Regions from separate parts of the Homo sapiens genome. Here region 1 is linked to region 2. Evidence: chromatin contacts called from ENCODE Hi-C or POLR2A ChIA-PET data. All regions are on one chromosome and are shown on one strand. The core of a region is the stretch at or near the end of the contact, and the rest is flanking DNA. Distances in the headings are between cores, read along the strand shown.

What was found. A loop is a pair of places that touch in the nucleus more often than their neighbours do. ChIA-PET counts read pairs that join two places held with the same protein, here RNA polymerase II (POLR2A).
Region 1: a map of Caco-2 shows a loop between it and region 2 (5-fold over the local background). The contact joins two enhancer-like sites. A Hi-C loop is called at or near these places in 1 of 168 maps with a recorded cell type or tissue (Caco-2). POLR2A ChIA-PET finds 5 or more read pairs at or near these places in 5 of 52 experiments (A673, Caco-2, GM12878 and 2 more).

What each region holds. Positions count from the first base shown.
Region 1 is chr20:53,797,246-53,803,369 of GRCh38, reverse strand. No RefSeq gene overlaps it. Among named protein-coding and RNA genes, the nearest start is that of BCAS1-AS1, 120 kb to the left of the region's middle. RefSeq lists an enhancer at 1,573-2,074 and a silencer at 4,054-4,254. Within about 2 kb of position 1,594, at least 3 of the 41 ENCODE cell types and tissues checked have a DNase peak (open chromatin) inside an H3K27ac peak, as active enhancers do.
Region 2 is chr20:53,676,649-53,682,644 of GRCh38, reverse strand. No RefSeq gene overlaps it. Among named protein-coding and RNA genes, the nearest start is that of ZNF217, 86 kb to the right of the region's middle. Within about 2 kb of position 4,429, at least 9 of the 41 ENCODE cell types and tissues checked have a DNase peak (open chromatin) inside an H3K27ac peak, as active enhancers do.

The DNA.
Region 1 (6,124 bases), core at 345-2,844, 120 kb before region 2:
GAGGTGGAGCTTGCAGTGAGCCGAGATCGCGCCACCGCACTCCAGCCTGGGGGACAGCGAGGCTCCGTCTCAAAAAAAAGAATACAGCAGTATCCACCTGTTAAGATCTCTAGAGCCATGCTAGAGATATTTATTTTCAATATAATTTATTTAATTGTAAGTTTATATAACCATTTTAATAATGGCTATGTTTAACAATCAGGTCACAAAATTCCTGAAAATTTAACAGTTGGCTCTGGTTGGCCTAAGAGAACTGGCTTCAGCTCCTTGGTGCTGAGCCTGGGCTGCTCTGCCTAAACTCTCTGCCTGTTGGCACTTGATCATCTTTCAGATCTTGGCCAAGCAGTACTTGGTTAAAGAATTCTCAGTGCATTCTGCCACAGCTCGTCACACTTGGGTTAGCTAATTCTATGTACGATTATTGTTTGATTGTTGCTTTGACCGCTTATCATGTCAGCTCCACGAAAGCTGGGGCTTTCATCTATGTTTGTCCTGTCCCCTCCTGTATCTCCCATGCCATTCACAGGGCCTGGTACCCAGGAGGTGCCCAATTAACATCCATTTAAGAAATAAATGGGCTGGGCATGGTGGCTCACACCTGTAATCCCAGCACTTTGGGAGGCCAAGGAGGGTGGCTCACCTGAGGTCAGGAGTTCGAGACCAGCCTGGCCAACGTGGCAAAACCCTGTCTCTACTAAAAATATAAAAATTAGCCACACACGGTGGCATGTGCCTATGGTCCTAGCTACTCGGGAGGCTGAGGCAGGAGAATCGCTTGAGTCCAGGAGGTGGAGGTTACCGTGAGCTGAGATCGCACCACTGCACCCCATCCTGGGCAACAGAGACTCCGTCTCAAAAAAAAAAAAAGAAAGAAAAGAAATAAATGAATGAGAAATTTCCATTAAGGCTTTCTCTACTTACATGTGCAAGTTTTGGTGATGTTATGGAGAAATTAGATAAAATTTTGCACATAAAGAGTGAATGATTTGTTTACTAACTGGCCCATTCGTCAACTCTTTGCAGTAGTTCCATCTTTTTGTACCGTGGACCCTGTTGGTTGTCTGAGGAAGCCTGTGATCCCGTTCTCAGGACAAAAAAATGCACAGGCTTGCAAAGAAATCCAATTACATTAAAATGCAGTTCCCCTAAAAATGTTAAAACAAATGTATAATATGGTAATATGTGTGCATTTTTATTAACACATTAAGTGACAAGATGCAGTGCAGATTCTAACAACTGTAATTTTGAGATAGCAATAACTATAGAGGATACTTCCTATTATTTGTAACTCTGGTGTAAGATGAAAATATCTGGTTTCCACTGGCAACAAAGTCTCAAGGACTGCTAATTCTGCTGTGGTTTGCCTATATTCAAAAGGTGGAAAATAGGCCGGGCGTGGTGGCTCACGACCGTAATCCCAGCACTTTGGGAGGCCAAGGTGGGCAGATCACGAGGTCAGGAGTTCGAAACGAGCCTGGCCAACATGGCATAACCCTGTCTCTACTTAAAATACAAAAATCAGCTGGGCGTGGCAGCACACGCCTGTAGTCCCAGCTACTCAGGAGGCTGAGGTACAAGAATCGCTTGAGCCTGGCAGGCAGAGGTTGCAGTGAGTCAGGATCGCGCCACTACACTCCAGCATGGACGACAGAGCGAGACTCTGTCTCAAACAAAAAAAAAAAAAAGAAAGAAAGGGGAAAAATGAGAAAATGCAGATTAGAGTATATATGTGTTTTTGTTTGTTTGTCTGTTTGTTAATCAATGTATCATAAATTCTATCCCAGGACTGCTTGGGAGTCCGTGGACACCTGGTTAAGGATTCCTATGGACAGATCAATTAACCCAAGGGCTCCAGGAGATGCAGATCAAAGACCGCCACACAAGAAAGAGGCCACACAGATAAAGAGCCCAGGACCTGCTGTCAGACCTCCCCAGATTCAGATTCTTAGGCCTGCCCCTTATAGGCTGTGTGACCTCGGACAAGTTCCTTATTTACTCTGAGCCTGAGTGTCCTCGCTCGTAAAATGGGTCTAACAACGACCACCTCCAAGAAAGATCACGATGCTGAAATGACTCAGAACAGTGCCTGGAGTGGAAGAGCTGCTGGGAAAATAATAACTGCTATTTCTACATCAGTTATGCCAGTTCTTTTTGACCTAAGAAACTCCAGCGCTTTTAATACAATCAAACTGGGTTATTGGTGACTTACAGAGGAGACCCTAGGCAGGTAACTATTGAACCTTGAAAACCGTAACATGGACACAGAGTAGAGAGCCCATTTATCTCAACTGGATTCTTCTCAGTGGACTTCGAGCTTCTTATCAGAAAAACACTTTGATGACAGCGCTTAGTGCTTAACAGCTTAAGAGCAGTTCAAACATGCGCCAGAGGCTTGCTGAGGAGGCCCGCCCTCCAGATTCTGCAAATAGATACACTGGGGTGAGCCTGCAGCCCAATTTGCCCAGGACTGTCCTGGTTAATGCTTGCGGTCCCCGTGTGATTATTAATAGTATCTGTTGTATCCATACGAGCGTCCCAATTTAGATGATCCTATAGATGGTCACTGTTGATAAGGACCATGGCTGCCTTCTCCCTTAGCTGCCAAGCTGTGTATAGGATATTGTTTCTCCTTGGCAGAATTCAGAAAGTAAGTTTGGACCCTCTGGAATTCTGGTCCTTTTCTTCTAGGTTTCAGGCATCATTATTGCATAGGAGCTTTGAAGTCCAAAGTAATCTAGAGTTAGAATGACCAGACATCCTGGTTTCTTGGATTTTATTTTAAGTGGGAGGGGAGTTACTGAAGGGGTGATTATATATCAGTTCACTTAATCCTTATACTTATATATTAATAGCCCAGGCTTGGTGGCTCACACTTGTAACCCCAGGACTTTGGGAGGCTGAGGCAGAAGGATCGCTGAGCTCAGGAGATTGAGATCAGCCTGGGCAACACAGTAAGATCCCCATGTCTACCAAAAATTTAAAAACTTCAGCCAGGTGTGGAGGTACACACGTGTAGTCCCACCTACGCAGGAGGCTGAGGAGAATCACTTGAGTCCAGCAGGTTGAGGCTCAATGAGCCATAATCACACCACTGCCACTACACTCCAGCCTGGGCGACAGAGTGAGAACCTGTCTCAAAATAAAAATAAAAATATTATCATACTTAATAATAACGCTCTGGGGGTAAACATTGTTATTCCCATTGATGCATGAGAAGAGTAAGGCCCAGAAAGAAAAAATAACCTGTCCAGAGCCTCACAAATGGTAAACAATAGAGTCTGGACTTGATTCCAGATCACTTGACCAACTGCCCTGATTTGCAGATCCTCTGAGTTCAACCAAAGAAATGAGCACAAAAAAATCTCTCTGTGCCTGCAGGTGTGACATTCTTAACCCTGTCTTTAATACAACTGCCACATCCCAGCGTTCCTTGACAGACTGTGGAGCACACCTAAGCCACCTTGCTTGCCATAGGGTTTGGCTCCATGACCTTGATGTGAGTTCATAGATTTGTTTGCAGTTGTGAAAATTAAATGAGAGAGCGAGATTTCATTGTGTGTGTGGAGTGTGTGTGTGTGTGTTGGGGGAGGGAGGAGAACAAACGATTTTAAATTCAGCCTAAAATTAAATGCACATTGGATGCATGCCAAACGGACTCCACAACCACCAGACTTTGCAAGTTTCAACGATTTCCAAGTCCTTCCTTTGTTTTTTTTTCTTTTTTTGAGACGGAGTCTCACTGTGTCGCCAGGCTGGAGTGCAGTGGTGCGATCTTGGCTCACTGCAAGCTCTGCCTCCCAGGTTCAAGCAATTCTCCTGCCTCAGCCTCCTGAGTAGCTGGGATTACAGGCACGCACTACCACGCCCAGCTAATTTTTGTATTTTTAGTAGAGATGGGGTTTCACTATGTTGGCCAGGATGGTCGCAATCTCCTGACCTCATGATCCGTCTGCCTTGGCCTCCCAAAGTGCTGGGATTACAGGCATGAGCCACTGTGCCCAGCCTGCAAGCCCTTCTTCTGCCGAGTGCTATGCTAGTTTCTAGAAGAAGAGGGATGTTACTCATTCATCTGCTATGCATGGTCCACTATGTTCCAAGGTGGGAGACGTGTACAGAGGTGAGCACCTCCAGCCTTCAGGCCACTTATATTCCCAGGTGTAGGTGATAGATAGGCAAATGCGTGCACTCTGGTTGTTGAAGATGTAGAGCAATTGGACTCCTCCTGCACCACTTGTGGTCATGTAAAATGGTATGGCCACTTTGGAGAACATTCTGGCAGTTCCCTGTTTGGTTAAATATAGAGTTACCATATCACCCAGCAATTCCACTCCTAGGTATTTTACCCAAGAGAAATGAAAACACATGTTCACACACAGACTTGCACATGACTGTTTATAGCAGCAATATTCACAATAGACAGAAGGTGGAAACAACCCAAATGTCCATTACAGGATGAATGGATAAACAAAATGTAGCATATGCATACAATTGCTTATCCATAAAAAGAAATGAGGTTCTGACACATGCTGTAATATGGATGAACCTTGAACATTACAGTAAGCGAAAGAAGCCAGTCACAGAGACCATATATTTTATAATTCCATTTATATGAAATGCCCAGAATGGGTCAATCATTAGAGACAGAAAGTAGGTTAGTGCTTGTTCAGGGATGGGAGGACATGAAGGAAGAGGGTAATAACGGAAGGGTTTGGGCTTTCTTGAAGTGATGAAAATGTTCTAAGGTCAATGGTGGTGGTGGTTTTACAATTCTGCGAATGTACTAAAAACCATTGGATTGTACGGTTTAAATAGATGAATGAAATGATATGTGAATTATATATCCAAAAATGCTGTTAAAAACAAAACAAGTATATCCCGGACCATCAGAGAGAAAATAGAGTAGGAGTGTCTAAATCTTTTTGTGTTGCTGTAAAGGAACACCACAGGATGGATAATTTACAAAGGGAAGAGTTGGGAGGCCAAGGTGGGAGGACCACTTGAACCCAGGGCTTTGAGACCAGCCTGGGTAGCAGAGCGAGACCCTATCTCTGTAAAAAATTTAAAAATTAGCCAGGCGTGGTGGTGCATGCCTGTGATTTCAGCTGCTCGGAAGGCCGAGACAGGAGGATTGCTTGAGCCCAGGAGGCCAAGGGTGCAGTGAGCCATGATCATGCCACTTCACTCCAGCCTCAGTGACAGAGTGATACCCTGTCTCAAAAAAAGAAAAGAAGCTTATTGACCTAGGGTTCTGCAGGCTGTACAAGAAGCATGGCACCAGTATTTACATCTGGTGAGGACCTCAGGTTGCTTCCACTCATGGCGGAAGGGAAAGGGGAGCTGGTGGGTGCAGAGGTCACATGACACAAGAGAAAGCAAGAGAGATAGGAAGAGGTGCCAGGCTCTTTTAAGCAACCAGCTGTCAAGGGAACTAACAGAGTGAGAACACACTCACTATAGCAAGGATGGCACCAACACACTCATTGGGGGTCCACCCCCATGGCCCCAATGCCTCCTGCTAGGCCCCACCTCCAACACTGGGGATGAGATTACAACATGAGACTTGGAGGGGAGAACTATCTAAACTGTATCAAGGAACCTAGGCATGGGGGCTCACGCCTGTAATCGCAGCACTTTGGGAGGCCAAGGCAAGCTGAGGTCAGGAGTTCGAGACCAGCCTGGCCAACATGGTGAAACCCCATCTCTACTAAAAATACAAAAATTGGCTGGGTGTGATGGAACACACCTGTAGTGCCAGCTGCTCGGGAGGCTGAGGTGGGAGGATTGCTTGAACCCAGGAGGCAGAGGTTGCAGTGACCCCAGATTGCACCACTGCACTCCAATCTGAGGGATACAGTGAGATCCCATCTCACTGTATTTGTGTGTGTATTTGACCTAAAATGAGTTAATAAGAGTTGGACTTGCTACAAAAGCACCACCAATGTTTCCAATTTTTCAGCCACGTTTTTTGTTATTGTTTTTTGTTTGCTTGAGATAGGTCTTGCTTTGTCATCCAGGGTGGAGTGCAATGGTGCAATCTCGGCTCACTGCAGCCTTGACCCCCTGGGCTCAAGCAATCCTCCCACTTCACCCTCCTGAGTAGCCGGGACTACAGGGGCAGGCCACT
Region 2 (5,996 bases), core at 3,180-5,679:
CTTTTCGGCTGGGCACAATGGCTCATGCCTATAATCCCAGCACTTTGGGAGGCTGAGGCAGGCAAATTGCTTGAGGTTAGGAGTTCAAGACCAGCCTGGCCAACATGCCAAAGCCCAGTCTCTACTAAAAATACAAAAATTAGCCAGGCGTGGTGGTGTGCACCGGTGATCCCAGCTATTCAGGAGGCTGAAGCAAGAGAATCACTTGAACCTGGGAAGCAGAGGCTGCAGTGAGCCAAGATTGCATCACTGCACTCCAGACTGGGCAATAGAGCGAGACTCTGTCTCAGAAAAAAAAAAAAAAATTAGCCAGGCATGTCACGCACCTGTGGTCCCACCTACTTGTGAGGCTGAGCCCAGGAGGTCGCAGCTGCAGTTAAGCAATGATTGTGCCACTGCACACAAAACAAAACAAAAAGAAGCCAAAAAGGAATAACTAAAATAAGATTTTCTGGTATTTCTACAAATTTGGTGTGTTTTCATTATCTTTTTTTTATTTTTATTTTTTTGTAGAGACAGGGTCTCACTATGTTGCCCAGGCTGGCCTTGAACTCCTGGTCTCTAACAATCTTCCTGCCTTGGCCTCCCAAAGCACTGGGATTATAGGCATGAGATACTATGCCCAGTCTCATTCTTGTTATCTAAGACCTAGCTTTAGCCAGGTGTAGCTAAACGTTCTATGTACATTATCGCCTGTTATCTTTGCAACAACCAAATGGAATGAATTCTTTTTTTTTGTTGTTTTTGAGACGGAGTTTCGCTCTTGTTGCCCGGGCTGCAGTGCAATGGCGCAATATCCACTCACCGCAACCTCCGCATCCCAGGTTCAAACGATTCTCCTGCCTCAGCCTTCAGAGTAGCTAAGATTACAGGCATGTGCCACCACGCCCGGCTAATTTTGTATTTTTAGTAGAGACGGGGTTTTTCCATGTTGGTTAGGCTGGTCTCAAACTCCCGACCTCAGTTGATCCACCCGCCTCGGCCTCCCAAAATGCTGGGATAACAGCTGTGAGCCATCACACCCGGCCGGAATGAATTCTTATTAAACCCATTTTATAGCTGAGGGAACAGGGGTGCAAAGCAAAAGCTTGATGAATTTGTCCAGGGTCTTAAAGAGTGAGCAGATCAGCCCAACAACTGTAGTTGGGCTACTCAAAGCAGTAACTTTGAGTCATGCACAATTCCTGGAAATGGGGGCAAAGCAAAAGTCCACTCCCAATTATTTATTTTTTTCCCAATTATTATTATTATTTTTTGAGACAGAATCTGGCTCTGTCACCCAGGCTGGAGTGCAGTGGCACGATCTCGGCTCACTGCAACCTCCCCCTCACGGGCTCAAACGATTCTCTTGTCTCACCCTCCTGAGTAGCTGGGATTACAGGGGCCTGCCACCAAGCCCGGCTAATTTTTGTATTTGTAGTAGAGATGGGGTTTCACCATGTTGGTCAGGCTGGTCTCCAACTCCTGACCTCAGGTGATCTGCCCACCTTGGCCTCCCAAAGTGCTGGGATTACAGGCGTGAGCCACCACACCGGCTCCCGATTCTTTTTTTCTGCAAAATCTATTGTCCGTATTACTGTTTTCGACACAACACCAACCTTGGCATTGGCGTTGTGATTCTCATCTAGTCTCTTCTCTTTCCTTCCTCAAGAGGTGATATATTTGTGTCCCCACCTCCTATAGTCATCTAGCCCCTGAGCAATGGGTGATTTATGGAGAGAAATTCCACACTCATTCCCTAAACAATCCACGCCTCACATTCAGTATTCCATCGCTTTCAAGCCAGGACGGCACTATTTCTTTCTTTTTTATCATCCGTAATCTGTTTTTCAGTGTCTGTATTATCATCTGCTAAATATAGTCTAATGTGCTATTTGTTTCAGTTCTCGGTGCCAAGACCTAGACGTGTCCCTTTGCCCCCACCTCAGGAATTTCCCAAATAAATCATAAATCATAAAATAGAGAACAATTGAAGTTAAGAGCCAGGCCAGTGCCTCACTCCTGTAATCCTAGCACTTCGGGAGGTCAAAGTGAGCGGATCACTTGAGGTCATGTGTTCGAGACCAGCCTGGCCAAGATGGTGAAACCCTGTCTCTACTAAAAATACAAAAATTAGCCAGGCGTGGTGGCGGGCGCCTATAATCCCAGCTACTTGGGAGGCTGAGGCAGGAGAATCCCTTTAACCTGGGAGGCGGAGGTTGCAGTGAGCTGAGATCATGTCTCTGCACTCCAGCCTGGGTGACAGAGCAAGACTGTCTCAAGAAAAAACAAGTTAAGAACCAATCCCAAGGATCCAGAAAGAAGTAGCCTAGGTAAACATTTGCTTATATGTCCCGTGTATTCTCTTCCCACCCTAATCCCATCATTTCTTCTGACAGGAAACATGCAGTGATTAATAAAAGCGCCTCCTTGAGCACTGATTTATTTTTGTCTCTGAAGGAATTAGAGGTCAGATAGTCTCTTGATTATCTCGCCCTGGCCTGAGGCTGCTCATTCATTCAGTCCTTCCCTCAAAGGATCTCTCTTTCACCTCTTCAAAAGCCAACCCCTTCCTTTCATTTTGGAAGCCTTCAGTCAAAAAGGGCTACAAGTCTGTGGCCGGGGAGGACTCCCTGCTCCTTCTGAGGGGCATGGAAGCAGCCAGCAGCCTGTTCTGAAATCAGAACTCTATCTACATGAGACTCCAAGTCAGCTTAGAGACCACTAACATTCCCGTACCTAGGTCGTGAGGATAGAAGCATGCCTGGTGTGTAAGAATTTCAAGGTAAACAAGTCTTTGAAAACCAGTCTTAAAATGGCCCTCAGGGAGCGGTTAGAGTGACTGTACATTTTTGAGCTCAGCATCAGATTTTTTTCTTCTTCAAATGAACATTTAAATTGCCCCCTCTGCCATTGTATTGTAAGCACTATAATTAGCATGATTTAAACAATGCAGCCACAACGAAACCAGATTATTTATCTGGACTTAATCTAGAAAGAACAAAGAAACCCATTGAATTTGCCCTGAAATCCAATTTGATACATAAACATGAATAGGGAAAAGTCAACATTCTGGGTAACTTTAACACAATTATATGATTTTTAAAGTACAGTACTCTAGAAAAAGACAAATGTCTTTTTAAAAAAATGACATACATAAACTCACACTTGCCACTATTCTCACTTAGGGGCCTTTCTCATTCAGGAGAAAGCCATTCCAGCTGCTACATGAAAGATACTTACTGAAAACTGCTTTGTGTATCACAGCTGTTTGTGTATTACGACACCCTCCCAGATGCAGTGACCTCTAAACTGGCTTATTTAATCAAGATATAAATAAAAATAAAAAAAATATAGCCCAGAATTCAAAATGCCAAACTTCCAAGAGCCGATCATGTTAGAAGCAAAATCAGTAATGCTTCTACCTCTTCAGGCTATTTGCAACAAGACCCCAAAAAAGCTAGTCTGTTGAAAACACGGACTTCTCCTCCCACCCCTTTGTCATTTTGTTTTGGTAGGGCCAACTGTGTATCTCTTTTTCTTAATGTTACAATTGTTAAAATAAAAATTCATTTGACACAATCCAATTTTAGGTTTGTTTATTATTATTTTTAAAATATCCAATATGTTCAAGCTTTCTCTGCAACCTTTGCTTTCTGTTTAATGCTATTAATTATATTCTTGTTCTTGCTGCTATAAGCTGCCCCTATCGGCAGAGATTCAAGAGAGACTTGAAAGAGTGAGCATATTTATCAAAAGAGAAAAAAAATAAAGAAAATAAAGACAGCACGAGAGCATATTGGATACATAAACTGTTCTTCCTGAAAAGATAAATGATTTGGTAATGAATAGATCCTTTAGGCCATAAAAAATCCATTTATTTTCTTTTGAATTTGAATAGAAGAGATTTGCATTTTTTTCCTGCGCAGTTACACTTAAATTAAAATGCAGAGCATGAGGCTAGCATACAATCAAACTAAATAATAACTGGGGCATACTGTATTATTCATAAAAACAAAATTAATAGTTTAGGGAAGGAAATCATTGTGGTAAGAAAATGTACATTGACACCAAACACCTACTGTCAGAAGGAAAAATAAAGCGATGCAGACTACTTACGAACTGGTAATTGAAGTTTGGCATTTTATTTGGGGATGGGGAGCAAGGGTCAAGGCGTTTATCTTGTATGGAATCTACAAAGTCGAAAATGTCTGCTTTTCTGATAGCAAAGTGCTAAGAACATTTCTCTGTATTTTGATGTCTAATTATACAGAGAAAGAGAGTTAACAGTATTTTTTTTTTCTCAAAGCAGAGTAGAATCAAGATACTTTTTCCCCCAAAAAAACATACTACAAGTGCATGTCTTTCTGTAGCTGGTCTGACAGGCACGATTGGCCCAGAACAGGAAGGTTGAGCAACAGCCCTCCTAATCTTTATGCTTCTTCCTTTCTCTCAACCTTCCCTTCCCCCACCCCGCACACACAGGAGAAAGTATTCCGATGTCTTTGATTGCCACCAACCTACAGTGGAGTCGGCTGAGAGATGGGTCTCTCTAGAGAGTTGTTCCTGCTACTCTCTCTGGTGACGACAAAGAACAAAGCCCAGGCCATCACAGAAGGTTCAGGAGCAGTGAGGTCTTGAAAATTTGGGAGAGAGAGAGCAAGAACATTTTTTTGAATTGAGGCAATAATATAAGATCTTCAATGTACACACACCAAACTTAAAAAGAGAAACAGGCTGTGGCAAAGTCAAAATGCCTTCCCGGGGCCAGGCAGGTGGCAAAAGAGAGGCCGGCCACCAGGCGGGGGCCGCGGCAATCAAAGGGGGAGGGGGCAGGTGTCCCTTGCCCACAGCCCTTCTATGGCCTTGCGGCTTGGAGTTTGGACCTGGTGTGGCCAGAGCTCACATTTTGTTAAGGAAAGCCAGAAATCCCAATTTTTATGTAGAAGCTTTAGAAATGTTGGTGACTATTTCAAAATGTTTGAATACCATCTGAGCCAAAGAAAACATGACTGTAGCAAACCCAACACTTGTCCACCAGTTTCCTATCTCTCCTTAGGAAGAACATAAAAGTCCAGAAAAGGATTATTTAAAACACACTGGACTTACACCATCAGTTACCTATTAATAGCTTCTGAACAACTGGCTGATTAGATAAACTGACTGATAAGACAGACGCTTTACTTTTTAACTTTGTAATATGCCATTTATTCATTCAACTTTTTTTTTTTTTTTTTTTTTTGAAACAGAGTCTCCCTCTGTCTCCCAGGCTGGAGTGCAGTGGAGTTCAGTGCCAGGATCTTAATTCACTGTAACCTCTGCCTCCTAGATTCAAGCAATTATCGTGCTTAAGCCTCCTGAGGTAGCTGGGATTACAGGCGTGCGCCACTGCACCCGGCTACTTTTTGTAATTTTAGTAGAGACGGGTTTTCGCCATGTTGGACAGGCCAGTCTTGAACTCCTGGTCTCATGTGATCCATCCACCTCAGCCTCCCAAAGCGGCAGGATTACAGGTGTGAACCACCACACCCGGCCTCAACTTTTTTTTTTTTAATTGAATGTCTACTATGTACTGGGAACTGGGCATTGCATAGAATGCTCTTTTCCAGGGGGAAATACACCATCAGAAACCCATTATTTGGGGCATACATAGTTAATAATTCCAAGAATTTGAAAGGGAAAAATTTGAAAGGCAGTATTACCTCTTATATTATTAATAGTGGGTTGCTTATTATATACTAAGTAATTAAATCTTTGATTTAATAGATTTACATCTATTTAAAGGTACTCATAAGAATTTCCCAAGAGCTATTTGTATTACAATGTTCAACTCAAATTTTGCCTTCATGCTGCTTGAAACATTGGCTAATTCCCTGAAAGGGATATTCACGTTTATCTTTTGGCATTGGAAAATTGACCAGCTCACTGTATTGTAGGCATTTTTCTTTTCTCTAAAGTGATCCATTTCACAATACAACTAAGCATTTTTCCTTGAATACATTAAAGTGGAGATCTCA